Linked DNA regions of Mus musculus: all the other regions are linked to region 1. Evidence: chromatin loops called from intact Hi-C (ENCODE). Cell type or tissue: heart. All regions are shown on one strand. Region 1 overlaps Pdgfra (platelet derived growth factor receptor, alpha polypeptide). Region 2 overlaps Lnx1 (ligand of numb-protein X 1). Region 3 has its middle 2.7 kb from the start of Usp46. Region 4 has its middle 34 kb from the start of Gm34902. Region 5 holds the start of Lnx1 (ligand of numb-protein X 1). Region 6 overlaps Scfd2 (Sec1 family domain containing 2). Region 7 has its middle 47 kb from the start of Gm34960.

Region 1 (4,000 bases):
TAACACATCCTTTCGACTGTCACTAAATGAAAAGAAAAGTCATCAGGTGTCTTGAAGTCACCAAGCCCACACGCTGTGTTTACAGAAGGAAAAAAGCCTGCTCCCTTCCTTTCAGGCCTGCTCACATAAACCCCGTTCATTATGTACGTGTGAAAGAGTAGCAATTAGGGCTCGATGTAGCTCAGCCACACTGGGCTTACTGAGCATTTGGAAGGATTGAATTTGATCTCTTGACCACACACACACACACACACACACACACACACACACACACACACACACGTTGGAAACTACACAAATGTCTGAAAAATAAAATCTGTTCCTCTGGAGATTGTTGCAGACTCGCAAGAAAGAAAAATTAATAAAATCATCTTTGTGCTCCTCAAGAGCAAAAAGGGGGATGAAGGGATAGCACAGTGGTTAAGGTCACCGAATGGTCTCTGGGTTCAAGTCTCTATACCGGCACAGCAGCTCAGACTCAGGAACCTGACACTCTCTTTTGATCTTAGAAGACACCAGGCATGCACAAGACTCATATATATAAATATGGGGGAACCCCCCCACATACACTTGAAATAAAAATTTAAAATTTGAGAGGGAGAGGGGAAGGAGGAAGGAGGGAGAGGGGGGAGGGGGAGAGAGGGAGGGAGAAAGGGGGGAGAGAGGGAGGGAGGGAGGGAAAGGGAGGGAGGGAGAGAGAGAGGGAGAGAGAGGGAGAGAGAGGGAGGGGGAGAGAGAGAGAGAGAGAGAGAGAGAGAGAGAGAGAGAGAGAGAGAGAGAGAGAGAGAGAGAGAGAGAGAGAGAGAGAGAGAGAGAGAGAGAGAGAGAGAGAGAGAGAGAAACTTCCCTCCTACCAATATTTGCTTGGAATTTGCCAAGCCCTCTCAGAGGCATATGCAGTTCCTCAGAGTAGACAGCAGATGGCAGTGTTGGTTCAAGAACCAGTGTCCTGTTGTCTCTGAGCTGCAGGCGCCATTGAAACCAGTTCTGATTTTAAAATGTCCCAACTTTAAAAAAAAATCGTAGGTTAATCTTTACTTTTAGGTCTTGTGATGACTTGTAGTTGAGCTCCTAGGCGTGGAAGAAGAAATGACAAAACTCCTATCTAAAATGCTAAATTTCTTTGGGGACCTCCAGAGACTTCACTGAGGAACAAACATACCGCCATCGTCACCATCAGCATAATTATCATCACCACTGCCCAAAGAGGGACCAAGACACAGCCGTGCCTTGAGAGCCAGGAAGATAGCGCTGTGGACCAGGTCTCAAAGATGTTGCAGAACTGGTCACTTGGGTTTAGGGGAAACAACACCCTTTGACTTTCCACCTCTCCAAGCATGAAGGCTACCTAGACCCTGCCAAGAGAGACCACGACGCCTTTCCCTGCCACTCTGTTCTCGCTGCTCGTAAACCCGCCCCCCGCGGGGTCCCTGCAGCCCAGTTGGTTAGAAAGGACTATTTCCATTGCTCGGTAACGCGGGGTCTAAGACAGCAACAGGCCAAGGAAGCTTGAGCCGGCCTGGAGCGCACACGCCGGCTACTGTCCCCCAAGATCTCCCTGGATCCGGAATTCCACCGCCTCCACCCACCTTCTGCTAAATTAAGACGCCCCAATTCTCCAGCTCAAACCCGGACCCTCAGCCCACTCTTGTCCACCCAACGCCTCTGCGCCAACGCAGTGCCCGCAGGAAAACTCAAGAGCGACCCAGGTGAGCCCAAATTCCAGGCGCACTGGGCTCCCGGCTGGGGACCGCTCGACCGCCCAGGGCTACTGGGACAAGGGTCGCGCTGCGGGAGCCACTAGAGGGCGCGGCAACCCCGCTGATCTTACCCGCTGGCTCCGGCGTCGCTCAAAGCTCAGGCTCCGGGTCCCCTACAGCGCTGCGCGCACTGGGGCCGATTCTCTCTGAGGTTCCGCGCTAGCACGCTCGGGATCCCGACCACCCCTTCTCTCTGGGTGTCTCTCTGTGTCTGCCTGTCTCTCTGCCTGTCTCTGTGTGTCTCCGTCTCTCTGCCTCTCCCTCACTCTCTCCGTGTGTGTGTGTGTGTGTGTGTGTGTGTGTGTGTGTGTGTGTGTGTATCTGTGTCTCTCACCCCCCTCCCCAACACCCTCTCTCCCTGTCTCCCTTAACCCCCGCGCCACAAGATCGCCACCAGATACCAGGCGACACGGATCTACCCGACGATCCCAGGCCCAAGCCCAAGTCCCTTTCCTTCCAGCTCAGGACTGCGGAGGCCGCCGCGCCCCAGGCTCTATGCTCAGCGTTTGCATTGTTTTCAACTGCGACCTGAGAGGAGACTGGGCAGGGTGGAGGGAGGGGGCCAGGTTTAGGGTTACAGGCGAGCCACAGCGCCTCCTGCAGGCCAGCCAGCACCGACCGCAGCCGCCAGAACCAAAGGCTGGACCAAGCTCTGTGATTCGGGGTCTGGAGTGCCCACCTTGCCCCTTTGTTTGCCCTGCCCCTGGGCACCCCTGCTCTACTTCATGCCTCTAGCTTCTCTACCTTCCGGAAGGAAGGGAACTGAAGTAGAAGAAAGAGACTCTCCAAGTCCGTGGCTTACATTTATCCCCTTTTACTACCGTCTAAGTTCCCAGCTAGTATTGGTGGTCCACCCTTCAGTTTAAAACAAAAGAAAAAAACATTGAACTACTTCAGAGGGAAAAAAAAAAAAAGGCACCGATGAGGTCGGGAATCAGAATGCAGTCAGCGAAAGCTGCGTACTCTGCATCCCACACTGAGTACTCTCCTACAAGACCCACCCTCCTCCTCCTCCTCCCCCTCCTCCCCCTCCTCCTCTTCCTCCTCCTCCTCCCCCTCCCCCTCCCCCTCCTCCTCCTCCTCCTCGTCTTCCTTCTCCTCCTTCTCCTTCTCCTCCTCAATGCTGATGCCTCCGGCCAACCCAACCATCAGCGGCCAGACTGTCGCTGAGCCTCTCACCTTTGAGTCACCTATCCAGCTTTCCAGTCAGCAACCTTTAACCTGGATGCTACTCACTGAAGGCCCGAGGGGGATCCCACCCCTCGAGGTCACCAGGCAGAAGGATGGTCACCACGTCCCCAGGTCCCGCGCAGCCTAGGTCCTGTCCCCAGGAGGCAGAAATCCCGCCCGCCAGCTTCGGCGCCTGACGCGTTTGCAGCCTGAAGCCCCTCCCCCTGCATCTCTCCCCAGCCCGCGCCCAGGAAGAAAGTAGAAGCCCCTGGGCCCAGAAGTGGGAGGCCAGGTTCTGAGTCTGAACCCTGCGGGTCTGCAGACTCCAGCAAAAGAAGGGATCCGGGGCAATAAACAGTGGAGTTGGACTGTGTTCTCTTTCTTTCTTTCTCTCCCGCGAGCTTTAGAAACCCAGCTGTACTAGAGACAACCCAAAACAGGACTTTTGCAAGGGTTCCTAAGCAGGAACTGACCACGGCGACAAATTAATTGGTGTGTCACACACACACACACACACACACACACACACACACACACTCCTGTTGGGAAATCGAAGGAGTCCTCATCAAGAGGAATTTGCAAAGAAAGAGGACGAGAGGAAGGATGAGATGGAAAGCCTTGGTCAGGGGAAAATCCGAGCCTAAGAGAGGTTATGTAAACTCCAGTGCGACGGCAGAAGAGGTGCGCCCGAGGAGCGCCCTGAGCCCCGAGCCTCTTCTGAGACTTTGGGTGTTAAATCTGGGGCTGTACAGCTGCAGACCACAGTGTGGGTTTACACTAGAGGCCTCCTCCGGCTCCTCAAGGCTGCCTAAGACTGATCCGAAACCATTCAGGAGAAGCAATTCAGTCCAAAACATTGAGCAATTCCGCCACGAAGCCAAAAAGCCGTTTCCCACACCGCCCAGCCTGGGGCTTTTCTGGGCAGCTCTGTCCGACGCTGGGCAGCCCAGACTTTTAAAAGTGCCACCCACGCCCCCTCCCCAGCTTGGGTTCCCCCATGCACACCCTCCGGGTCTTCTAGAGGTCTTAGCAGACCTGGGAGTTTCTAAGCGCGGGTTCTGCAAGGACTC
Region 2 (4,000 bases), 540 kb after region 1:
GATTCTGTAAATATACAAGCTGAGGTAAGGACTAGGGTGAAGGAAGAAAGTGTGGAGTCATAGAGACCAGAAAATGACTGTGGAAGATTAGGTTATTTGGATACAGGACAAAAGGAGGTGGCAGAGCAGGCCAGGGGACAATATCCTGCTGACTCTGTAGGCTTGGGCTTGTGATGGCTTGACTTGGTTCTTGTGATACTAAGGATCAACCCCATGTTGGCATGGACCTTTTCAGAATGCTTACAGTAGGCTTACTCTCAAATGGCCCCACCCCCAGGTCAACGGCATGGACATCAGCAATGTCCCTCATAACTATGCCGTGCGGCTCCTGCGGCAGCCCTGCCAGGTGCTGCGGCTAACGGTGCTGCGGGAGCAGAAGTTCCGTAGCAGAAGCAATGCGCACGTGCCGGACTCCTATGGACCTCGGGATGACAGCTTCCATGTAATCCTCAACAAAAGCAGCCCCGAGGAGCAGCTTGGCATAAAGCTGGTGCGCCGGGTGGATGAGCCCGGCGTGTTCATCTTCAACGTGCTAAATGGGGGTGTCGCCGACCGACACGGCCAGCTGGAGGAGAATGACCGTGTGCTGGCCATCAACGGGCATGACCTTCGATTTGGCAGTCCAGAGAGTGCAGCTCATCTGATTCAGGTGGGTCAGAAGTCACCCTAAGATCTCAGTCAGAAACACCCACATGAGCAGGACCACTCAGTCACCTTACCATGTACGCTGAGAGAGCCTTCCCTCTAAGGAGGTCAGGGCAAGGGCTGGCGTTTTCAATGAACGAGAAAGAACCCAGTGTACACAAATGATGCCCCTTGGGTCATGATCTTTACTGATAGCATTGTGGTGTTATGTATTCTGTCTCTCCATATATATATATATGAATGATGGGATGGAGATTATATATATATATATATATATATATATATATATATATATATATATACACACACACACACACACATAAAATGATTATAATGATATAGTCTATATATGAGAATATATATGTATGTATATGTATGTATGCATGTATGTATGTATATCCCATCTTTTCCCTCTAGTCTGCTTTGATTCTGCTTTGATTCTATTTTATGGTTATCTGCCAATTAGGAAAGTACAATACTGTGGCAAATAATATTCTACACGTACCTAGATCATTGTCCAGCAAGGTTAAGCACTCAGTGAATAAATGCTTATTATATGTAAATATTTAACTAATAAATTAGTCGAATTATGAACAGGTAAATATATATGCAATATAGTTTGCTCTGGGGGGGGTTAAAAAAAAACAATTCACCACCTACATTTTGTTTTTACATGCTTTGAGCTTTGACCCTCTGCTGTAATCTCTACTTTTTATCTCCTTAACTTTGCTTAGTTATCACTATTTGAGCCTCTATGTACCAAGCAGTGCCTGGTACAGTGATGAACATGATGATGGTGGTTGCTTGCTCCTCAGATCTCGAAAAACATTCTGTTTCTGATTTTGTACAACCAAGAAGGCAGAGCTAGACTAGAAAAACTGACCAGGTAAAATAGCCACACGTGAAATGAAAGTCTCCAAACCCTTCGGGAAGAAACTACTTAGCTTAATTTTGGAGGTTTTTTTTTTTGGGGGGGGGTGTTTGTTTGTTTGTTTTTCTGTTTTTTGGGGTTTTTTTGTTTGTTTGTTTATTTTTACCTTCAAAAATTAGACTCTAAGAGGCTGTCCATATTTTTTTCATGTTACCCTTGTTAGCGCCCTCTGCAGGTCACCCAGTGTAACTCCCATTCAGGAGCTCATCTTTGCCAACTGTAACTTGTGCAACAGGCAAAAGAAAAACTCTAGCTCATGTTATTTGGAAAAAATCTTGATTACATGTGGCATTTTACTCTTGAAGATTAATAACAGAAGAACATGTTTTTCCCTGAGAAAGTAAATGTATGAAATAAAATCTTGCCTAACAGTGGGAATTCCTTTCTTAAAAAATCCCTTTGCTTACGAAACAAAGCCAATCTGCTTTATAAGCAGAAAGAAAACTTTCTATTTCTCAGAAAGGCTAGGGTCAAGCTAGTTGGGGAAGAAATTTTTAAAATAGATATTGTAAAATTCTCTCTCTCTCTCTCTCTCACACACACACACACACACAACAAAAAATGCTAAGCAATAGCTTGCTGTCTCAGAAAACTGGATTTTATTTATGTGATACCTGTAACACACACCAGACTGCAGGGATTAAACTAAATCCCCTTCAAAGATTGGGACTCAGATTTCCCCGGGGCCTTGGCTGTGCTGCCCGTGGGGCCTTGGCTGTGCTGCCCGTGCCCCCCCCACCCGCGCCCCCCGCCCCTCCCCACCCGCGCCCCCCGCCCCTCCCCCCCCATGAATCACATTTGCTCACAAAGGAATTCCCAGAGAACAGTCCTCTTGGTCTTCTTCTCTCCCATCACACCACACTTTTTGCTTACATAGCAGAGACCACAGTGATTTTAAATTGGAGCAACTTTACCTATGTGAAGCCCCTAACCTCGGCTTCCTCAGCAGCTGCCAGGGCAGACCTGACCCTAGTTTAAGACACCTGGAGAGTCGAGGCCCTTTAAGAAGGAAAACTTCAAGAAAATAACACCTCATGCAGGGAGCCATTGACTCACTTGGCAGCTTAGTAAGGGCCACGTGAGTCTTTACCACTGTTGACTTCTCAGGCTTTTTGAGCATCCTTACTGGAGAAACTACATGGAAAACAAGCCTCCCAGAACTCTCTGATGTTACATCTGTATCCCTGAGGGTTGGCACATCCCACCCAGTTATTCTCACGGGAACCTGGGAGTTCTAAGAACATGAGGAATTCCCATCCATGTGCAATTCTAGACTCTAGTGAGTTAAGCTTGTCTAAGAGTTCAAATATATACAGACAGCGAAGAAAGCAATTATGAATTTCAAACTGAGTAACCTTCCAGGGGCTTTTCTCTTCTTCTTTTCCTCCCTCCCTCCCTCCCTTCCTTTCTTCCTTCCTCTCTTCCTTCTCTCTCTCTCTCTCTCTCTCTCTCTCTCTCTCTCTCTCCCTCTCTCTCTCTCTCGCAACCCCCCAGAAACTGAAAAAAAAAATCAAATCAATTTATAGAAGTGGGTGGGAAGTAAGTGGGGGCATTCACGGCCATATGTGTGATTTCTGTTCCTTGGATAAAATAATGTTTAAATATACCATTGTTTCATCAGAGATCTGAAAGTCAGCCTGTTAAACCTTTAATAAGAACGTGTTAGGACTTCCAGCAGACCTGAAAGCAAACCATGCTCTGCTCACTTGCCTACGGTTACTCTCAAGTCAGCATTCCAGGTCTTGAGTTGCGCTTCATACCTGGAAAGAAAGAGGCACAACTCTTGTGGGGATTTAAACATTCAAGTCCCTGGGAGCCAATAACAACCACCAGTGAAATAGGACCTGCTGGGTCTGTGTGTGTTTCTACAAATCAGCACAGCTCGTGTAGAACCCAAGCCCTGCTTACATAAATTGCCTTACCAGGCTCCCGTAGTAAATTTAGTGTGCATAGACTAAACTTAAATCTGCTTATGCTCAATTCGCAAAGCCCAGGTGATTACTAAATAGGACTCAAAATTCCCCCATTGTCTTGAGAGAGCGGGACTTGGAAGCCCGTATCACATTTCATGAGAATGACTTAGGCGGCGCTGTATATTACATCCAAGTGTTAAGGGGTCCGGTCACCCCGTTGCCCTTCCTGCAGCATACAGACACCCTTCCCCACCCCTGCATGCTTATTCCTTTACTGTGGAAGAGAAATAATCTTGGGAATAATAACATCCAGCTCCCAGAAGAGAAATGGTGCTAAGGCAGGGGAGTGCTGCGGTTGTCCTTTTGTCTATCGATCAGCAGTTTCAGGGAGCCGGGCACCAGATTCTTACATTGAGTGTGTCACTGACGTCGGCATGGCCATATTTCCTTCATCGCTCAGTCTCTTATTTCTACAATGTAATGCGCTGCTGCGATGATGACGCTGTATGTG
Region 3 (4,000 bases), 1.1 Mb after region 1:
ACCTTGCCTACACACACACACACACACACACACACACACACACACACACAACCCTACACACACACACACACATACACACACCCCCCCACACACACACTTGCACACATCCCTACACACACATGTACACATGAAGTCCCAGGGCTGACTTTTTACTGAAGAAATCAGTCTCTGTAGCTGGACCATGAGGTTCCTTCTCACTCTAGGTGCAAGGTAAGACATACCTGAACCCTTGGGTTTTGGGCTTTTTTTTTTTTTTTTTTTTTTTTTTTTTTTTTTTGAGACAGGGTTTCTCTGTAGAGCCCTGGCTGTTCTGGAACTCACTCTGTAGACCAGGCTGGCCTCGAACTCAGAAATTTGTCTTCCACTAGCAGCCTTTGGATGAAGACATAGAACTCTCAGCTCTGCCTGTGCCATGACTGCCTGGATACTGCCATGTTCTCACCTTGATGATAATGGACTGAACCTTTGAACCTGTAAGCCAGCCCCAATTAAATGTTTTTTGTTTTTTGTTTTTTTTTTTGTTTTTTTTTATAAGACCTCCCAAGAGCTGGGATTAAAAGTGTGCACCACCACGCCTGGCCTTTTCTTTCTTTCTTTCTTTCTTTCTTTCTTTCTTTCTTTCTTTCTTTCTTTCTTTCTTTCTTTCATTTGAACCCTAGGGTTTGAGCACGTGCACTGGTCAGTTCTGTGTATCTCCCTTGAGGAAATGCCTCCATGAGATCCAACTGTAAGGCATTTTCTCAATTAGTGATCAAGGGTGGGAGAGCCCATTGTGGGTGGTGCCTGGGCTGAGTGAACCAGGGGAAGCAATCCAGTAAACAGCACCTCTCCATGGCCTCTGCATCAGTTTCTGCCTTCAGGTTCCTGCCCTGTGTGAGTTCCAGCCCTGACTTCCTTTGGTGATGAACAGTAATGTGGAAGTGTAAGCTGAATAAACTCTTTCCTCCCCAACTTGCTTCTTGGTCATGGTGTTTTGTGCAGGAATACAAACCCTGACTAAGACAGCATGGGAGAGGGATCTTTCCCAGAGTAGGTCTGGCAGTGGCTACTGGAAGACACAGAATAATTCCAGGGTGGGCACATGGTGAATTCCATCACAAGGGTTGGCTGAAGTAGAGTTAGACCTGTTCTGAGACTTGTAACTATACAAGTTACCACATCCTAGGTAATGCCAGTGCTAGCCGATGGGTCGCACTTTACAGCAGGGAGCACACTACCTGGAGTGGCTGCCTCGCTCTGCTCCACTTAGGTTGATGCTGGCCTAGAAACCATTTTTCCATGTCCTGGCTATTCTTTTCCAGCCATAGATCTCACATCAGCTGTAGTCTCTATAGAGACACACTTTCCCTCAAAATCCACTCATTAGCTAGGCACCATCTGTGAGGTTTGACCTCTTCCTACCTGGGTAGTTCTCCACTCAGTGAAGCCAGGGTTACAATTTTCTAATCCAAGAGCCTTCTGTAATTGAGACTTGTTTATATCAACCTTGCCGAATTGTAAAACACATTTAATCATTCATGAGTTGGATAAACTCTGCAGTGTTCGATTGATTTGCTGACTAACCCATAGCCTTTCAACTTTTTTTTTCCTTCTTCTTCCAGAGGTAAACAGAATCTTCTTACCTCTCCCTGGCTGGCCTGATACTCACTATGTAGCCCAGGTGGGCTTTGAACATGTGGCAGTCCCTCTGACTCAGCCTCTCGAGTGCTGGATTACACTGCACCACACCCAGATTTCAACCTGTCTACAGTCTACTTGGTTTTAGGTGTTTAGAGGGTACCCAAACAATCCTTTTTCTTGTTGGCACAGCACCCAGGGCCAGGTCCTGGTTGGTTTTCTCTGTGCCAGTGGTGTTTGTGTGTGTAAACATATGTGTATGTTCATGTGTGAGTGCGTTGTATGTGTCAAAGCCTGAGGTTGATGTTGGATGTCTCCCTCCTTTCTGCCTTATTTTTTTTTTGTTTGTTTAAAGATTTATTTGATTTTTTTTTGTTTGTTTGTTTTGTTTTTTTGAGACAGGGTTTCTCTATATTGCCCTGGCTGTCCTGGAACTCACTCTGTAGACCAGGCTGGCCTTGAACTCAGAAATCTGCCTGCCTCTGTCTCCCCAAGTGCTGGGACTAAAGGTGTGCGCCACCACCGCCCAGCTGATTTATTTGATTTTTTAAAAAGATTTATTTATTTTATGTCTATGAGTACACTGTAGCTGTACAGATGGTTGTGAGCCTTCACGTGGTTGTTGGGAATTGAATTTAGGACCTCTGCTCCCTCTGGTTGGCCCCGCTCACTCCAGAAGAGGGCATCAGATCTCATTACTGGTGGTTGTGAGCCACCTTGTGGTTGCTGGGATTTGAACTCAGGATCTTTGGAAGAGTGGTCAGTGCTTTTACCCACTGTGCTATCTTACCAGGCCCCCCCCTTTAAAAAATTGGCATTTTCTTTTTATTTTAAAAAAATATTTTTTAAGATGTCTTCAGACACACCAGAAGATGGCGTCAGATCTCATTAAGGATGGTTGCTGGGATTTGAACTCAGGACCTTTAGAAGAGCAGTCAGTGCTCTTAACAACTGCGACATCTTTCCAGCCCGATTTATTTGATTTTTAATTATGGATGTGTGTGTGTGTGTGTGTGTGTAGGTGGTATGTGCATATGATGTAGGTGCCATGGTCCAGAAACCATGGGATACCTTGTAGCTGAAGTTACAGGTACTTGTGAGCCACCCTAAGTGGGTGATGGGAATTGACGTCAGGTCCTCTGGAAGAGCAGTGTGCACTCCTAACCATCCAGCCATCTCTCTACCCCTTGCACTTTACTTGTTTGAGACAGAGAGGGTCTTGCCTGAATATGTAGCTTGTGATTTGACTAGTCTGGCTGGGCAGCAAATACCAGCCCATCTCTGTGTTCTCTCTCTGCCTCTCCAGCACTGGGATAGTTATACACCATGACTGTGTTTCTTTACCTGTGGGTGTGGACTCGGGCGGGGGGCAGGACGTGAGTCTAGAGATCTGTACTTGTGCAGTAAGCACTTTATAGACTGAGCCATCTCCCCAGCTCTCAATTGTGTTTTAACCCCTGTAGGCCTTGCACTCAGTGCATTCATATTGGAAAAAATCGCAAAGCTTATCATTAGAAAGCATGAAAGCTTTAGACTAACCACGCACAAAGCTGAGGCCTTCAGCTTGTGACATTTCTCAGTCTTTAAGCTTTTCAGGACCTTACTGTGTTCTGGCCAGTCATAGTTAGGGTGTTTTATCGATGGTCCCCCTCCCCTGCCCCCTCCTCAAATGGTGCCCCTCCTAAGTTTAGCATGCCTTTATCTGTACTATTTATTTGAGAAACACAGAGCTGGGTTGGATACCTGCTCTGTAAGCCTTATGGAGCTAACCATGTCTATTAACTAATCATGTAGAAGCTGGAAGAGTCGTAACTGACAGCAGTAAAAAAGAATGAAAGTAAAATTCAGGTAGAATGAGTCATTGTGAGCAGGAATATTAATCCTTCTACACACTGAAAAATACAGTATCCATGTGACCCGTCCCCCACCCTCACCCTTCAGTCAGTGGTTTTGTCTTCTATTTCCACCCCAGATCCTAGAAGAATTACCAATGGATGGATGGCTCTCATGTTATGTGTATAACCCTAGCCCCCCAGCCCCCAGTATGTTACTCTTGGCTAGACAGAGCTGTCTTCAATTATATTAATTTCTCTCCTAATTTAATTCTCCACAAAATACATTGGTTTGGGAATTTATCACGTTTCACATGCACAACTTCCCTGTGGAAAGCTTGGGACTGCAAACTTGTCTGCACAATTATTCCCCATGTTTGAAATGAACTCTTTCAGTTCTCACGAACATATCCCTCAAGTGGTGTGTACAGTGTGCACCCTGAGCCTGCAGTCTGGGCCTCCGCAGGAAGGTGTAAAAGCTCAAACAAAACTGAGATCAGGAGCTCCGAGGATGGGAGATAGGAAAGTTTTGTTTTGGTATTTCCTGGACA
Region 4 (4,000 bases), 1.5 Mb after region 1:
GGGAGAGGGAGGGGAGAGGGAGGAGTGAGAATGAATCCTATTGAAGAATTTGGCTAACTGGGGGAGGGGAGCACACATGTTCTCTTCTTAGATGAGGCTTACCAAGAACTTTAAAGATGTCATTTAAATCAATCTTGAAGCCTCCTCCTCTTGTCCAGATTCACTGCAGGCCATTGGGTGCTGCGTAGTTCCAGGGTACACTGTTCTCAGAATGGCCTGTCTCAAGCAATAATGTTACTACAGCTCTGATGGTTTGGTTGTAGGTTCTTCTCAGCAAGAACCTTCATTCCCAGTATAGATCAGCTGCGTCCCTAAGCAGACGGGTGAGGACCATTTTGCTTTCTCCATTGCAGTAAGACTTCTTTTTTGAAGATATTTTTATTAATACTTTGAGAATTTGTACAAGCAAACAACGTGTTTTGATTATATTTACCCTAGCTCATCCACCTAACTCCTTCCAGATCTAGTCCCAATTTTCTCCACACTCTGTCCCAAGGTCATATCCTGTTTCCTCTTAAACAATCCACCAAATATAGTTTGTGTTGCTCATATCTTTATAAACTCGGTGATGGGGCCAATCCGCTGGATTGTGATCAGTCTACCAGAGCCACACCCCTGAAAATAAAAGGATTTTCCCTCCACTAGAAGCTGTCAACTGTCGATAACTCTATGAGCCCTCCCTATCAATGCTAGATGTGGCCTGGCTTGCTCTTGTGCATATTTTTGCAGAAAACCATAGCTGCTGTAAGCCAGCTCTACATCTATTTGTGTGTATATGTGCCTTCCTGAGCGTGTGTGCACCATGTATGTGCAGATGCCTTTAGAGAACAGAAGAGAGCATCAGATCCTCTGCAACTGGTGTTAAGGTGGTCATGGTGTGAACGCTGAGAATGCAGCCCAAGTTCTCTGCCAGACAAGAAGAGAAAAAGCTGACATCCCAAGCCATTCATTGCATTCATCTCAGTAAGAACTCCAGGTTGGTGGTGTTAGATTGAAATTTTAAAATACCAAGATAGATAGATAGATAGATAGATAGATAGATAGATAGATAGATAGATGATGACAGATAATAGACAAATAGATAATAGATAGATGATAGAAAAATAGATAATAAATGATAGATGATTGATAGTAGATAGATGATAGGTTGATAGGTAGATAGATAGATAGATAGATAGATAGATAGATAGATAGATAGACAGATAGATAAACAATTAGACAGACAGACTGACAGACTGATAGACAGGCATGGTTGATAGATGGATAGATAGATATGATTAATGAATAGATGATAGACTATTGACCAATGATAAACTAATAAATGATAGATAATAGATAAATGATTGATAGATGCTAGATGAGATAGATAGATAGATAGATAGATAGATAGATAGATAGATAGATAGATAGATAGATAGCCAAACAAGAATTACTCCCACCTTCACCTCCTGTGCTTAAGAAATTGCTTCTTGAGCCTTAAGAGGATAAAGCATATAAGCATATACATCCTTTATGGGGTGCTATGACATAGTTGTTTAGATTTTCTGACACTCTATATTTTTATCCCGACCATTCATTATCAATGCAAGATGTTTTCCAAGTTTACAGTGACCAGTTAAGCTAGGAATGACGTTGTAGATACTATCTGAGGACTAATATTTTTTATTTTTGAACCATTACCAACAGCAAGTGTGCTCGTCTCATTTCCTAAGCAATATTGCCATCTAGTGCCTTCTCTCAGACATTTCCCAGGGAACTTCTGGGTCCCAGGCCTGAGTTTCCCTGGGAAATGCTGCTTGCTTGGACTTCTTCCAACTGTGGTGGCAGCTACTTAGGGAAGGGGAGGTCACACCAGGAAGTATTATGACTTTGATAAATCCAATGCCATCCCTGTTACATTCTCACCACCCGATAGTCAATAGAGAAAGGTTGAATTCAAACATTGAAAAGAGCTGTTGTTTCTAGCTAACATTGTTTAGAGAATTAGTAACCCAGCCAAGCCTCTCAAAAGTTGTCTCACTCAAATGAGGGTTACACGTGACTCTTTCTTTAGAATCTAACTTTGCTTTGATGGTGGCAAATTATATTGGGCTTTGAAAGAAGTGAAGATGGGGGCTGCATTGTTCATTGGGGAACAAAGCAAGTATATTTCTGGCAGTTCTGGGATCACTGATATTTTTTCAAAGTAGAAGTCCAAACTGTTCGATGGCGTGTCTGTGGGAATTCCAGTCATGGCGGGCCACCCGTGGGGGTCTGATGTCACCTTCTCTCCTTTGGGATTTTCCTCTAGAGACAATGGAGGAATAAGCCTAGGTCATCCAGGAACTCCTCACTCCCCTTGGCCTGTGACGGCGACTATCCAGCTGTACTCGTGGGGAGTCACGATCCTAGCTATGACCCCAGCTTTCAATCACACATGCTGAGCCCAGATCTCTGCGATGTAAGGGAGTAAAGAAGTATAGTTTTCTCAACAACAACAAAATGTATCCAACACTAAGGACAAGAAAATATTGACATATATATGGGAAATAAAATGAGCATTCTCCCCCAGCCTCTTTTATCGACAATCTAGATGTGTGGCCAATGACTTGCCATGTGTTCTAGGTACACATGCAGATAAGGATTAAATATGCTCAATTTTCAATGGCTTGCATATTTCTGGATGGAAACAAGTAGTTGAGCACATGCAGTCTGTAGGTCACACAGCATTCACAGTTGGGAAAGTTCCAGGGATTGCATTAGGCCTCAGGTATCCTGTTCAAGGGTTAATGAAGCCCGATCTTTGGCCAATATTTCCAAACCTGCCTTTCTGTGCTGATGCAAATGCCCCAGAGACTATTACTAGGCTTGACAGGAAACCCACAGATGCATCTTTGATGTGCATACCAAGTATTTTTGTCAACAATTTGGGAAATACTAGCTAATATTCTCATTGAGTTCACTGAGCTAAGATTTACCATAGTTCAGATTTATTGTACATCTAATTTATTTTTTAATTGTTTTTAACAGCCTAACTATTTAAAGTCAAAATCATTTGAAAGTTCAGTAAAATGAATGCATTGTATGAATCAGGGCATATGTGAATCTTCATGTGAAATGTCATTTGCTGTCTTCATATCCACTCATACTTCGCTTAGAGGTTAGATGCTTATATGTAAGGGAATGCATGGGTGCCAAAGAGATGAGAACAACTGAAACCAGGAAAAGGGAGAAATTCAAAGAGAAGCAAGAGGAAATTAGAAATGAAGATGTAAAGATATAAGGTAAGGGATTTAAAGAAAGACATACACACTGGATACATTCTGGTATCAGCATTGGAAATGGAGGCAATTTTATCTTATAATACAAATACAATATACAATATTATGTAATATTGTATCTTAGAAAACAAAGATAAGCATGTATAAAACACACAAGAGATTCCCAGTTTGGAACTTTTATTGGGTACCCGGTTGTACATCCTTTACTTCTGTAATAAAATACTAGAGGCAGATTATTTATACTACAAAAAAAAAAAAAGCTTTATTATAGCTTAAAGTCCTGGATAGCTGGGACACAGAGTGATGCTAACAGAGTCTACAGACAGCACAGAGCTCCACACAGCAGAAAATGCTGAATATATGTGTTTATATGTCTCTTCTGCAGCCACCAGGACTGAATCATGCCCGGCCTAAGGACACTACCACACAGAGCCCCACAGTGGGAGTCAAATTTCCCCCAAGCATCACCCTTCAGTATGCACAACCCCTTAGCTCTGTCAGAATCTCCAACAACTGAAAGTTGTGCACTATGCTGTGTCAACAGCAAAAGCCTCTCGAATGATAATGAAGGGAACTTGCTCCATCCTGCCTCACACTCATGACCCACAGGACAGGACCAATGCTGACATCTACTGGTCTATGGCAAAAATCTACAACTTGTTCCCTGATCTAAAGAGACAGAAGTATCACGGGAATAAAATGCCTTGGTCCCAATGTTCCAACAAAAGAAATGAGTTACT
Region 5 (4,000 bases), 450 kb after region 1:
ACAAACTGCCCTAGTTCTGCCACTCGCTGTGTGAGTCAAGTTCCCTGCTTCTCTGTACCCTGGTTCCTTGTCCTGTTGCGTGTAAATGATGTCAGGAGCTGACATTGGGGTTCCGGTATAAAGTGCTTGGGGAGAGTACGCGGGCCTGGCAAGCTCTTGCTGTCTTTCTTACTCCGTGTTCGCTTTAGTGGTCATTATTTCTGTCTGCCTCCCCCCACCTTACCTTAGAATCTAAGACTTTGTTCAAACACAACAGCCGGAATGAAACAGTGGAGTTTATACTGAACTTGGTTTTAGTCTTTAAAGAATAGGCTACATTCAGCTGCATAGAGAAGCCCTTCTCTTGGCTAACCATATAAAATATCCAGGAGTTTCTCTTCTCTTACACAAGACACCTGAGCCTTAGCTCCACTCCCAGTTTAATGCTGATCCACTTCCTCTATTTCCCCTCTCTCTCCTAAGTTTGTCTTTCTTTCACCAGGCTATCCGTGCAAGTGGCTGTGTGTTTGTGAATACAGCCAGAAAAATTCCCATAGTCTAAAGGCCTTCCTTCAGCGAAGTTCTGTGCGCGTTCATTGATTGCACATTTTATGCAAATATATTTCTCCTGTGCCTCTCTGCCCAGGGTTTCTGTGCCTGGAAATCTAACTGCCTCTCCAAGTCAGAGCCAATCCCCTTGGGCAAGGTGAAGCTTGACTGACAGCACAGAGAGGGCGGAACTCAATGAGGGGCGTGGCTTTCTGCAAGCTGGCTAGCCTTGGTCTCCTCCTACCCCCGGGGACACGGGGACACGCTGTCTCAGGAAGGAGAAGCTTTTGTCTTGCTGGGCTAATAGTACTTCCTCCCACCCCCACCTCCTGCCTCGAAAAACCTGCACTTGAAAGGTTCAACTACCTTTATTATCTTCCCACTCCTCAACCCCCAAGCCCCAACCCCCTCCCCCTCCCTCCTTTTCGAACCTTTTGCTTTTATCGGTACAGGGTAGCCACGCCTCCCTTAGTTTCTATTGGATAAAGTAGCGAAGAGAGGTGTGTGTATGTGTTTGTTTTAAAGAGTCCCAAGCTGCTTGGTCCCAGATGGATGCGCTGTTTAGGCCTGTCTGGGGTGAACCAGTGATTTGAAGTTGCCTCCTGCGCTAACTTCATCTTCCTTCTGCTACCCTCTCCTTTTACTTTACAAGGTACCGAGTGACAGGGAGCCAGCTACCAATGTGGGCACTCAGGGAGAAGGTGCTTTTTTACTATTTCTAACTCTAGCTGTCCCCTAGTCCCGCCCACAAACCACGGCTAGGCCGTGAGGTGTTAGAACAGGCGACTTCTACAGTTTCAAGATCAGGAGGGGGGAAAGATTTTCAGCAGACGTTTTCTTCGTTAGGGGACCAAAGTGTGCCTGGACCAACCCAGGAGAGAGAACTCCCCAGGGTCCCCAGGTAGCACATTCCGAACAGTGACTACATCTGCGAGGGAGGCTGGCTGCGAGCCACAGACACACAGCAATTCAACAGGCTGATGGGACAAGATGCCACAGGCCTTAACCAGCAGGCAGGAATCCTCTTAGCTGTCACTCAAGTGCCAGCTGAGTCGTGCCATTAGCCTGCTGGAAAAGCTGAAGCAAGGGTGACTTGTCCAGGGTCACACACCAAGCTTGGGACCAAAATAGCCCTGAGTCCTCTTCCCTATCTCTCCCTGCAGACAACATGGCCTTAGTAAGGCGCTATCATTCTAACCTGAATCATTTAAAGTACTCCTAATTGCAGGCCTACTGTGGACTGTAACCACCACGTGACAGACAGGCCGAGGTAGGAATGCCTGAAGTTTTACCAATGCCTGAATCTATTATTAATATGCTGGGGACCGCGAAGGTGTTTGGGAAATGATGCTGAAAGGTATCAAAATTAGATTTTTTTAAGTAGACTTAGGTCATCTCTGGTTTGTTATAATATTGGGACAGAAAAACACTAGGAACTCAAAGGGATGTGATTCAGAAAGGCGTTAGTGGGGACAAGTCCCAGATATGGCTAAGTCTTCACAACCTTTTCCTTCCCCCCCCCCCCCTACAAAAATCCCTGTCTCCTTCCAGTGTTTAAACTTCCCTTTTAATTCTGATGTTGGCAGCTGTGTGGGCTCCTGTGAGCCTGGAGGGGAAACAATATCAGGCATACAAGATGGGCCTGGGAAACAATCAGGCATTCGCATTCAGATCTGTACACGGGGCTAGACACGTGCTATGCTCAGAAAGGAAAGTAAATTCCACTTGGCAAATTGCTCTAACTGATTCATTTGTCCTCTGAGAGACGCCACCTACCTGCTCCAAGGTAGTCAGGTAATTGACGGGGGCGGAGCCTCTGGGGATGTTTTAGTCCCTAAGGTCTCAGCCAGACTTCCGTGATGTCACAGATTTCCTGCTCTGAACCAACCAATACCCTTCTTCTTCCTCCAGCCACCTGTACACCGAAGTTGAGACCGGTCACAGCTCAGGCGGCCCTAGACGCTTCTGGCACAGGGATGGAGGCTGGCTGGTCACTGCTGCTTTGAAAGTCCCAAACATCTTTGAACAGGTGAGAAGAAACTACTTTTTCCTCTCTTTAGACCTCTGGCCCAAAAGGGATCTGAACAAGGAATCTGAATTTAAAAAAAGAAAAGAAAAGAAAGAAAAAGTAAAAGAAAGACCACTTACTGGCTCAGTCCAGAGTAACACTCTGAGAGTAGAGATGTCTGCGCCAGTCTTACTCCATGGCCAGCAACGTTATCTCGGCCAGATATTTAATCATTTTTGTTTCCTGATTATTAATCCGGCCTCTACTTGTTGGTGACGTTGATCTGATTCTTTTTAAAACCCCTGAGAGAAGTGAGGTGAGATGCTTTTTGAAAGTTAGTTCAAATGTGCAGACCAGTTCAGCCTGTTTTGTGTGTGTGTGTAGGGGGTGGTGTGGGGTGCTGGGGACATTCACAAAATTCAGATTGTCCTTTTTTTTTTTCTTGCTTGCATTCATGTCATCTGAAGCAATTTTGATCCAAAGCTGTAATACTTCCCTAGGTCTTGTTGTTTACAATAGAAAGTCAATACTAAAGGTAATAAATTCTGGCTCCCTATTTATAAGCTTTCTTCTCTCTCCCTCTCTCTCCTTCTCTCTCTCTCTCTCATAAAAATCCTTTAGTTTCCTTTATTTGTGGAAAATATTTAGCAGTCTGGATTAGAACTGTTTACCTTCAGGCCAGATAGGTTGCCTGCTGACCTTTGGCTAAAGTAAAGATTACCCTTCAAGGCCACAAGAATGTAACGCCAGGCCTGGCTTTTGAATTGTTGAAACTCTCTTGTTGTTTCTATCTTTTCTATATTAATAAATATATGGAAGAGGCTGCTCTGCTAGGACCCGACTCTAAAAGTAATTGTAAATCCTCAAGGACCCATATTTATTTTTCTAATCCTGACCACATAACCTGCTCTCAACGAGCCTGAGAGACCCACTCCACTAGCTAATATTATTAACAAGGGCAAAGAAACAAGTCCCCAATCTGTCTTCTTATCAACTTAGCTGGGAAGCTCCAGGAGAGAAATAAATGAATCCTGAGACATTCCATTTTATAGACTTTGATTAGTCCCTTTCCTGGGTCTTAAATTAGCAGCGGGGTTTATAAGGAAATCATCCACTAGGAAATAAGCCCAGAGACAGCCCTCTAAAAAGTAAAAGAACATGCCAAACATCCAACTGTACGAACGCACTGCCCTCGAACGGCTGCTTCTTGCTGGTAAGTGTCTGCTTTGTGCTTGTTACTGGTTTCTCTCTGACTCTTGGGAAGCTCGTAGTCTCTTTTCTAGCTGACCTTTGTGCCCAGTATTGTCCTCTAAGCTAGTGTGTTTGCAGAGTGACTGCCGTTGATGCCTTAATAACATTCTCAGTTGATTCAGAGGTTTGTGAGCAAGGTGAGAGAAGGACTCCCCATAGCCTGGATTTTGTACGCCATACATTTGTCTTTGATGTTCCAAACCTCTGCAAACT
Region 6 (4,000 bases), 700 kb after region 1:
CTCCTATCCTGGAAAAGTGGCACATGGCACCCACTCTGTCTACTGCTCTGACTCACAGTCTTCTGAAAACCTCAGCCCAGGCTCTGGAATACAAAGCTACTGAACCAGGCTTTTAACTAAGAGTTTATTCAAAATAAACGCTTTCATCTACCAACAGTGATTACACTTTAAAAAATAGGGGACGGAAGATTTTCATAACTCTTTCTCTCCTTCTCATCCCCAGAGTCCACAGCAGTGTTTTAAATGTTGAACATATTTATAGTAATTGCCAAATTATTCATTTACAAACAGCATTGGCTGAACCCAGACACACAGACTTGTGATACTAATCATAGGTGTGTTTGATCATAAAGATACTTTCTTTGCTTAAGGAATTGTATTATTTTAAATCAATTTTTTTTTCAGTTTACAACTGGGGGTGTTGATTTTCTAAAATCACTTTATGATTTTATTTTCTATGTGTGGGTGTTTTGCTTACATACATTTTCCCATGGAGTCCAGAAGAGGGTGTTGGATCCTCTGGAGCTGAAGTTGCACACATTTGTGAGCCATTGTGTTGGTGCTGGGGATCACACCCAGGTCATGTGCGAGTCGCCAGTGCACTCAGCTGCTGAGCCACCTCTTCAAAACTCACACGAAGTTATTAGAACATGTTAAATTTAGTTTTAGCGGATGTGTAACACACCAAAAATTGTGCATATGATAGAATAACATAATGCTTTGATTTATGTGTATGCATTTATGTAGTGTTCAAGTCAGATTAAACATAGCTCTGACACTATTTTTCATGATAAAAATTTTGCATGTCCTTTGACAGGTTGTTTGAAATGTGTGCTCTGCTGCTGTTACTTAGAGCAGCTGAGCTATGCAGCAATAGCACACTAGGACTTCAGGGCTAGTCTCTTAAATCAAAACCTAGAGTCACTTAGTTTGGCATTACAGATGTGGAATTTTCCATTTTAATAATACAGCAAGAAAATTTAGATTAGAAAGTGAAACTGAAATATGAACACCGCAGTGTCTTGTGATGCTTTGGTACTGAAGGAAACTATAGGCACACTTCAGGTAGGTAGCAAGCACTCCGTTAGTAGGAACCATCCACCATGTGTTCTTTCAGATGAGCAAACTAAGCAAAATGTCTATGTTATCATGTCATACTGCTAATATATTCTCTTCTGTACTTTACTCTTCTAAGTTAAAATTTATTGAAGAAAAATGAGTGCAACTCAGAAAAATGTTGTATTTTAAAAGTTACTGTTTGATAACATTCAACAGTATTTTTCTTTAAGTCTTCAGTATATAGCTGATGTTTTTATGCTAATTGTCACCGGAAAAGGCTTTTATTGGGTGTAATATAATTTACAGTGGTTATAAAATGCTAGCAAGCTATAGAAAAGAGGAAGCAGCTGTGTTTATACTTCCTATAGCACTCACATGTAAATATATATGTTTTATTCTTCTTTTGCTATTGCTTTATATAAAACTATCCAATTTGGAAAATAGGTTTTAAATGAAAAGCTAAATGACTATAAATTAATTCAAGCTTATATAGGTATAATATTCCCTTAGCTTAAATTGTATCTGTCTTTGCAATCAATGAAAAAATAAGCATATGATTTTTAAAGTTGTCAAAGTAGTTTTTTAAGGGTAAGATTTGTTTTTTTTCTATTAAATTGTAGATTACCTTTTTCTAAAACAAACTACATTTAAGAAAGTAAATAATAATATATCTGCTAGTCTTGTAGCATTGGAGGCTTTACTTTCTGAATTCCCTGATGCTTGTATTAGCTTTCAAGCCACATGGCTTGGCAATATATATAATGGTCATTATTGCACTGTTCCTGATTGGCTGTCACCTTGGGAGGTCCTGTTTTATTATGCCTGTTTCCAGCCATTTATAATAATTAAGATTGAGGTTTTCTGGGAAGAAGTTTCTACCAGTCTGCTTTTCTTTGGCCAAAGGCCATAGTAGCCAGAGTCAGTATGTCCCACAGTGCTGTTCCCATTTGCAAACCAAGGATGATAACGCTTGGCTTGAGTAAAGACTGACTGAGCGAGGAAGCAGAAAACAATGAACCTGTAACTTGTCCTTGGTGCTGTTCCAGAGATGGGGGCAGGGGGCATTCCAATAGGATATTTTTCTGAGGACAGTTGTAGAGTGTGCTTTTCACAAAAATACACTGAAAAATAAACCCAGGGCTGTAGAGATGGCTCAGCAGATAAGAGTGCCTGACTGCTCTTCCAGAGGACCCAGGTTTGCATCCCAGTGCCCACAGGGCAGTGCACAACTGTTTGTATCTTCAATCCAGGGGATATGATGCCCTCTTCTGGCCTCCATCAGTATTGCATATGTATAGTGTGAAGATAACAAATGCAGGCAGAAAACCTGTGCACATAAAAATAACACATAAACCGTTAAAAAAGAAAGAAAGAAAATAATTCCGAGAGACAGCAAAGCAGAGCAGACGTCACCCTCCGAATCTCCACGGGGTTTCCTTAGCACGTGCTTGGCCTCTCTCTCACTCTCCCTGTTGTCTGCACTTACAGTGATGTTTCACTCCATAGGTTTAGTCCTACCTGTTTTCCTCTTGGACGGATCCTTCCCCAAAGGATGCGTGCAGCAGGGCTTCCTGCTCCTCTGTAAGAATAGGGTGGCGGCAGCTCCTGTTTCCTCGCCTCTCTTCTCTGGAGTCAGCTGTCAGCGTGCAGCTGCTGCCCTGCCTTGTGCCTTCATTGGTGGCCTGACCTGGTGAAGGCTTGCCTGTGACCAGGGATAGGAGACTCCCTGTACCACAGTACCACGTTCACAGGGCTTATAGCTTTGCCCTTCTACCACGGAGGCTGGCTCTTTACTGTATATTCATGCAGCATATATATACACGTGTCTTCATGCTACATGAGATTTACCTATCCAGATTGATGGCGTGTAAGATGTTTTCATAGACCTGGGAGTCTTAGGAGTAACAGGGGTCGGGGTAGCTTAACATTTGGGATCCTCGGGTGCTCCTATGATGGCACATATCTTAACTGACACAACCTGTGACTTTTTCTCCTTCAGTTCAGAACTTCTGGTTCAGTGGGGGTCAACTTTAAAGTTGACTGGTGCAAAAACTGTGTCTTCTCTCTATCACTTTCTCCTCTCTCCAGAGAAGCACTTGACTTCTAGTTCTTTGCCAAGAGATGTGGCACTTCCAAATCATAGAAGGAAAAACCAACCTGAAAAGCTGTTTCCAAAATAATGATTTCATTCCATGTAATAACCATTTCCTGAGTGCATGAGGTCTGCAGACAGGGAAGCAGTGAGACCAAGAAACCACGTGGTTCCTTGACTTTTCATACACGGTAATGGGCATTAGATAGCAGTGTTCTCAGCACTGTGGGAGCATCCTAACAGGGTTTCAGAGGCTAGCTAAAATGTCTCCTGCTGTGTTAGTATTCCCCTGTAATACAGTAAGCCCTAGATTCCAACCAACCAGTTTTTTAAGTGAATTTCATGAACTAATTGTGTGTTCACGAATGGTTAGGCTGAGCTTGGCCATGATCTTGCTGCTGGTGATTATGGGAGCTGAGTTGCAAGCCAGTCTGTCTGACACTGAATACCCCTTTAACTATGTATTCCTGGAGCCTTTGTACCAGCGTAAGGTATTAGAACGACTGTTGGTTAATTTTTCAGTTGTCCCTCCATACTTGTTCTCAAGTATGAGGATAGGAGTTTTTCTTTGATACTGGTTATAGTGTGTGTGTGATGCTTGTGTGTGCATGTGCACATGGAGGCCATATGCCAACACTGAGTGTTTTCCTCTATCAACTCCCCATCTTATTTTTGGGCACACTCTTTCTCCCTGAAGCTGGAGCTCAGCATTTTGTTTAGGCTCACTGTTGAGAGAGCCTGCTGACATGGCCCTGTCTCCATCTCCCAGTTCTGGGTTACAGATCTGTGCCACCACACCTGGCTTTTACATGGGCTCTGGGATCTGAGTCGGATCCTTGTGCTTGCACC
Region 7 (4,000 bases), 1.4 Mb after region 1:
TGGGGAGTGTATTAGGGCATCTTTCTTTGAGCAAGAAAAACAATAGAAAAGGACATCTACAAATTGTCTGTTTGAGGAACGTTAGTGCTCTGTGCTTGTAAATAAACATTCTAACAGCATCAGTAGGAACAGGGTAGCAGCTCTACTTTCCCGGGCCATCATTGACCATCGGGCAGAGGTCATCAGTCTCAGGAAAGAAGAGAAAAGAGGTGAGCAAGGGATTGTAAACTCTCTCATATGGCTGAAGAACTGGTAAGAATAGCTGAGTGACAGTGGGGGTGATGAAGCACATGGCAGCATTCTGAAGAGATCCATCTCCCATCATCCCAGCCAACTGTATGAGATAGAAATGGAGGTAGGCATCCGAAATTGGAGACTGAAATCTCCCCACACTCAAAATAAAGGCAATTAACTCAGCCTTCCAAAAAACGCAGAGCTGAATGGGGCCTCTGCAAGCTGCATTCAACTCCAGAGTTTAGGTTTAGTGTGCCTGACTCAGAACATCTGAGTTGCAAGTCAACTTTGCATTTCTTGGTGATGGATATATGTGCTTATGTGCATGGGAGTGCACAGATTTACATATCTTTTCCAGTTCGCTTATACAAAGATGAGTCAGATGAACAAATCGAAACACCAGCAAGAACCACAATCTTTCTGTTTGGTTGGTCACGTACAAGTGAGTGACAGGTACAGCCAGGACCCTGAATTTTGGAGAAGCTAACAACACCCCTTCTCCTAGATCCTCTTCACCCCGAATTCTTCTCAAGCACTTGCTCAGAACCCGCTCCCGCCTTTGCCTTGCTTTATCATCTAACCGTAGTATTTGCAACTCTTCTGGGGAGGACAGCCTTAGACCACTTTGTTGACTAATGCAGACCCCCAAAACCTATCCTCCTGAGGCAGACAGCCCTTGAGTGGTGGCTTTTCAGGGGTAGGAATGTGAAAAGGTTTTGGGTGACTTTGAGAGATGATTTACTCCAGAACTCTACTGTGGGGTTGATTACACTAAGGCTCCCTTCTGACAGGCTGTCCCCACTGCCGTCCTTAGCCTCCTCCACCTCTATCCGGTTGTCCTGCTTTCCTGCCACCTCCCAACCCTCCATTGATAACCCACACACAATTCCTTCTCTCAGGATTCTTCTGGAGCCTCTCTTGTCTCCATTCTTTTTCTTTAACATGTGAATAATAATGTTCAGTTCACACAGGGCTGTGGTCACTGGATCAGTGTGCACAGGGAAAGAGCTTACTTAGAACCATCATTGGCAACCACTGATATGTGCGTTGGGGCTAAAATGATTCCCTTGTGATGTTAATATGAGAAATAAATATAAAACCATTGTATCTTTCAGCAAGGTCTTATTTTCGGGTAGAAAAGCATAGGATTTAAAGTTTGTATAGGTCGTGTCTATTATATACACACCATATACAATATGAGATATGTATATGTTATACACACACATACTTACTCTCAAATTATTCATATACAACATGTCTTTAGGATGAAATGAGACCTCAATAACAAACCTAATCTAAACGGTGTGTGTGTGTGTGTGTGTGTGTGTGTGTGTGTAGGTGACAAAACCACTAGACCATGTGGCACAGACCCCTTAGCCATCCCAAAGAAAGACGGCAGTTGATTCAGCTGCAGCCCATCTGTCACGTGCATGGCCATGGTAAACTTGACTCTCATGGTTCATTTGTTTGCTCCATGCTGATTTGGCCCAAATTTCCGGTCTTTCCTGCAGTAACATGCCACTCCTTCCACATTGTCGACAGCAGCAGCAGCAGCAGCATCTTGGTAATCCCTCGAGGCCACATGCTTAAAATCATTTATTTCCAAGATCATATCCCCAGACCAATATATCACATTTTTGACCGTTTTTTTTTTCTTTGAAAGACCTGAAAGATCTTCTTCCCTCTAGTGCTGTCACTGTCATCTACTCCCTGGAGCTTCCTGTTTAGAGATCCTGGCTACGGACTTGCTCTTGGACTGCCTTGCCTCCTCCGTCTTCAAATCATTTGTTGGTAGAGTATTCTTCAACATACTTCAACACCTTTCCCTCCTTGCCAGCACATGTTACTCAGATTATTTAAGGCGCAAGCTCACAGCACCGGCCACGTGTTAGGTATCGTCCTAAGTGCTTTACAAACTTCAACGTTTGTTAAAGGCAGACACCATCGTTACTCCAGTCTTGCAGATGAAGAATCAGAGCTGGATAACATATCTAATGGGATGGGCTTAGTAAATAGAAGAGATGGAGGTCAGAGTTACAGCCATCTGGCTCCATAGCCTGAGTACCAGTTAACAGCACAGTATCAATTGTGACTGTCCCCTAATCCCTGTGGCTGTTATTATCATCTGTTACCTCTTTCCCCAAACTCTTGGCTCCAAATGATTCCTGTTTCTGAACTTCTGTATGCAGTTTTGAAGGTCACATAGAGAGAAGACGACTCTACAAAGAGTACATGGACAGCCTGCCTAGGAAAACAGAGTAACACTGGAGTGATCTAGTTCTAAACTGAAAGGGCGGTGACTATAAACCTGCCACCTGATGTTCTATAGATCCTCCCCATGATGACTACCTTAGGATACATGACCACAATACCCTTAATATACATTTTTAATCTTAAATTCTTTGAGAATTACTAGTAATTCTCCCACCATGATTATGTTAATATATATTTCATATGCAGAGCACATGTCCAAATTCTTACTGAACTTCAAATAAACTATAATTTGGCCACAATTGTAGACCTATATTCATTTCCAATCTTTGCCCTAATTCTCTCCTAATTGATTAAAAATGTAGATTAAAGGAGTTGTAATACGTTCCTTAGGTTTGCATGGATAATGGCTCAAGACTAAGCAAAACAAAACTAAAGGAGTGGTTTTCAGTAAATAGTTACTGGGTGAAGTGCCAAAAGGAGACAAATATTTAAGGTACTTGAAGAGTGTTGCAATGTAGCTATCAAGCCGGAGAAAATAAATACAAGACTCTTCAAAAAGATGCTGTTCAGTTAGCATCTGGAATGGCTTAATATAGTAAAATAAAAATATACCATAGAGTGCATTTTATTGAATTTCTTCAAAATAATTCAATTATAGACCTTTACAGTGGGAGCAGACGGTGGTTATTCAGTTGGGAGAATGCAGGCTATTATATTTCTGTTTTCATTTTGAGCCCAAAGGGAGGACATTAATTCCTTCACATTTCCCCCTTGGGAGAATGAAGCAAAGAACTTTATTTCATTGTAACTGAAACTTAATACCAACATGGCTTTCCCAGTTGGATCAATGTGACCTACATCAGAGTTGTGGGCTGAAGATGGGCAGGCAGCATGAGATCCAAGCATGAAGGGGCCAGAAGAGCACAGGCCAACTCTCTAGGTCAAAATTTTTGCAAGGTTTAAATAATGTTGAGGTCTGATGTGAGCAGCCCAGGATTCTGAGCAGGGTGGCAGGGAGTCTGCTGTCTACCCACAATTCCTGGCTGGTATTCCTGGCTCTGTCACATGTACTACACATAAACATCTTCCTAGGGTGAAGCTTCAACAAGTCAGTTTAAAAGCCAGGGTCCAACTGGAAGCATTAATTGTAAATAAAGTGTATTGTGTGTTAATTTTAGGATAAGTGATCATTATTTGAGTGTGAATTTCTTTATACCAAATAACATTTTTAAAAGGTATATCACTAAAATATAAATACAGTGTGGGTCCTAGACTTCCAAATATACAAAGTCATGTATGTGTTGATGACAGTGAAAGTGAAAACTTCTGGGGGACAAAGAGGACTGTGGGACACGAGAGTGGAGATAAAGGGGGGGGGGGAGGGTATGAGGCATGGGGAGGAAGGTGTTCAAAGAACGTGCATGAAAAGTCCTTCATAATTAAGAAAGCAGGTACAGCAGGGCCTGGTGGTCCCAGGGGTGGCTCACCTGGAGGCAGAGACCAGCTGATCTCTCTGAGTTAAGCTGAGCCCAGCCTGGAATACACAGCGAGC

The links. Hi-C counts contacts between places; a loop is a spot of excess contacts. Peaks named below come from ENCODE experiments on the same cell type or tissue, not always from the same donor. Only the 100,000 strongest peaks of a DNase experiment are listed, where the experiment ranks them.
Region 2: it touches region 1 in a loop (2.9-fold over the local background); 15 of 42 quality-filtered maps call a loop at or near these places.
Region 3: it touches region 1 in a loop (2.3-fold over the local background); 3 of 42 quality-filtered maps call a loop at or near these places.
Region 4: a loop joins it to region 1, with 11 times the contacts of the local background. A loop is called at or near these places in 14 of 42 quality-filtered maps.
Region 5: it touches region 1 in a loop (2.4-fold over the local background); 2 of 42 quality-filtered maps call a loop at or near these places.
Region 6: it touches region 1 in a loop (2.8-fold over the local background); 5 of 42 quality-filtered maps call a loop at or near these places.
Region 7: a loop joins it to region 1, with 4 times the contacts of the local background. A loop is called at or near these places in 11 of 42 quality-filtered maps.

What each region holds. Positions count from the first base shown.
Region 1 is chr5:75,154,181-75,158,180 of GRCm38, reverse strand. All of the region lies in intron 1 of Pdgfra (platelet derived growth factor receptor, alpha polypeptide), which reads right to left. Among named protein-coding and RNA genes, the nearest start is that of Pdgfra, 3.9 kb to the right of the region's middle. In heart, CTCF peaks have their summits at 934 (motif pointing right), 1,778 (motif pointing right) and 2,390 (motif pointing left); DNase peaks (open chromatin) are centred at 1,800, 2,220, 3,060, 3,970 and 1 weaker place; H3K4me3 peaks cover 3,689 bases; H3K27ac peaks cover 2,955 bases; H3K27me3 peaks cover 1,080 bases.
Region 2 is chr5:74,616,623-74,620,622 of GRCm38, reverse strand. Lnx1 (ligand of numb-protein X 1) reads left to right here. Exons shown (of 11, transcript NM_001159577.1): 6 at 278-649. Among named protein-coding and RNA genes, the nearest start is that of Gm32304, 29 kb to the left of the region's middle. In heart, a CTCF peak has its summit at 1,753 (motif pointing left); no DNase peak of the experiment used is centred here; H3K27me3 peaks cover 370 bases.
Region 3 is chr5:74,069,084-74,073,083 of GRCm38, reverse strand. No RefSeq gene overlaps it. Among named protein-coding and RNA genes, the nearest start is that of Usp46, 2.7 kb to the right of the region's middle. In heart, a CTCF peak has its summit at 2,330 (motif pointing right); no DNase peak of the experiment used is centred here; H3K4me3 peaks cover 429 bases; H3K27ac peaks cover 726 bases.
Region 4 is chr5:73,684,091-73,688,090 of GRCm38, reverse strand. No RefSeq gene overlaps it. Among named protein-coding and RNA genes, the nearest start is that of Gm34902, 34 kb to the right of the region's middle. In heart, CTCF peaks have their summits at 1,717 (motif pointing left) and 3,902 (motif pointing left); no DNase peak of the experiment used is centred here.
Region 5 is chr5:74,701,349-74,705,348 of GRCm38, reverse strand. Lnx1 (ligand of numb-protein X 1) reads left to right here and starts at 2,446. Exons shown (of 11, transcript NM_001159577.1): 1 at 2,446-2,557. Gm15984 (a long non-coding RNA gene) reads right to left here and starts at 2,877. Exons shown (of 4, transcript XR_001784879.2): 1 at 2,677-2,877. In heart, a CTCF peak has its summit at 2,280; DNase peaks (open chromatin) are centred at 718, 1,358 and 2,318; H3K4me3 peaks cover 1,299 bases; H3K27ac peaks cover 1,706 bases.
Region 6 is chr5:74,453,995-74,457,994 of GRCm38, reverse strand. The region is part of intron 4 of Scfd2 (Sec1 family domain containing 2); the gene reads left to right. Among named protein-coding and RNA genes, the nearest start is that of Scfd2, 76 kb to the left of the region's middle. In heart, a CTCF peak has its summit at 2,334 (motif pointing left); no DNase peak of the experiment used is centred here.
Region 7 is chr5:73,755,319-73,759,318 of GRCm38, reverse strand. No RefSeq gene overlaps it. Among named protein-coding and RNA genes, the nearest start is that of Gm34960, 47 kb to the left of the region's middle. In heart, no CTCF peak of the experiment used is centred here; no DNase peak of the experiment used is centred here; H3K27me3 peaks cover 508 bases.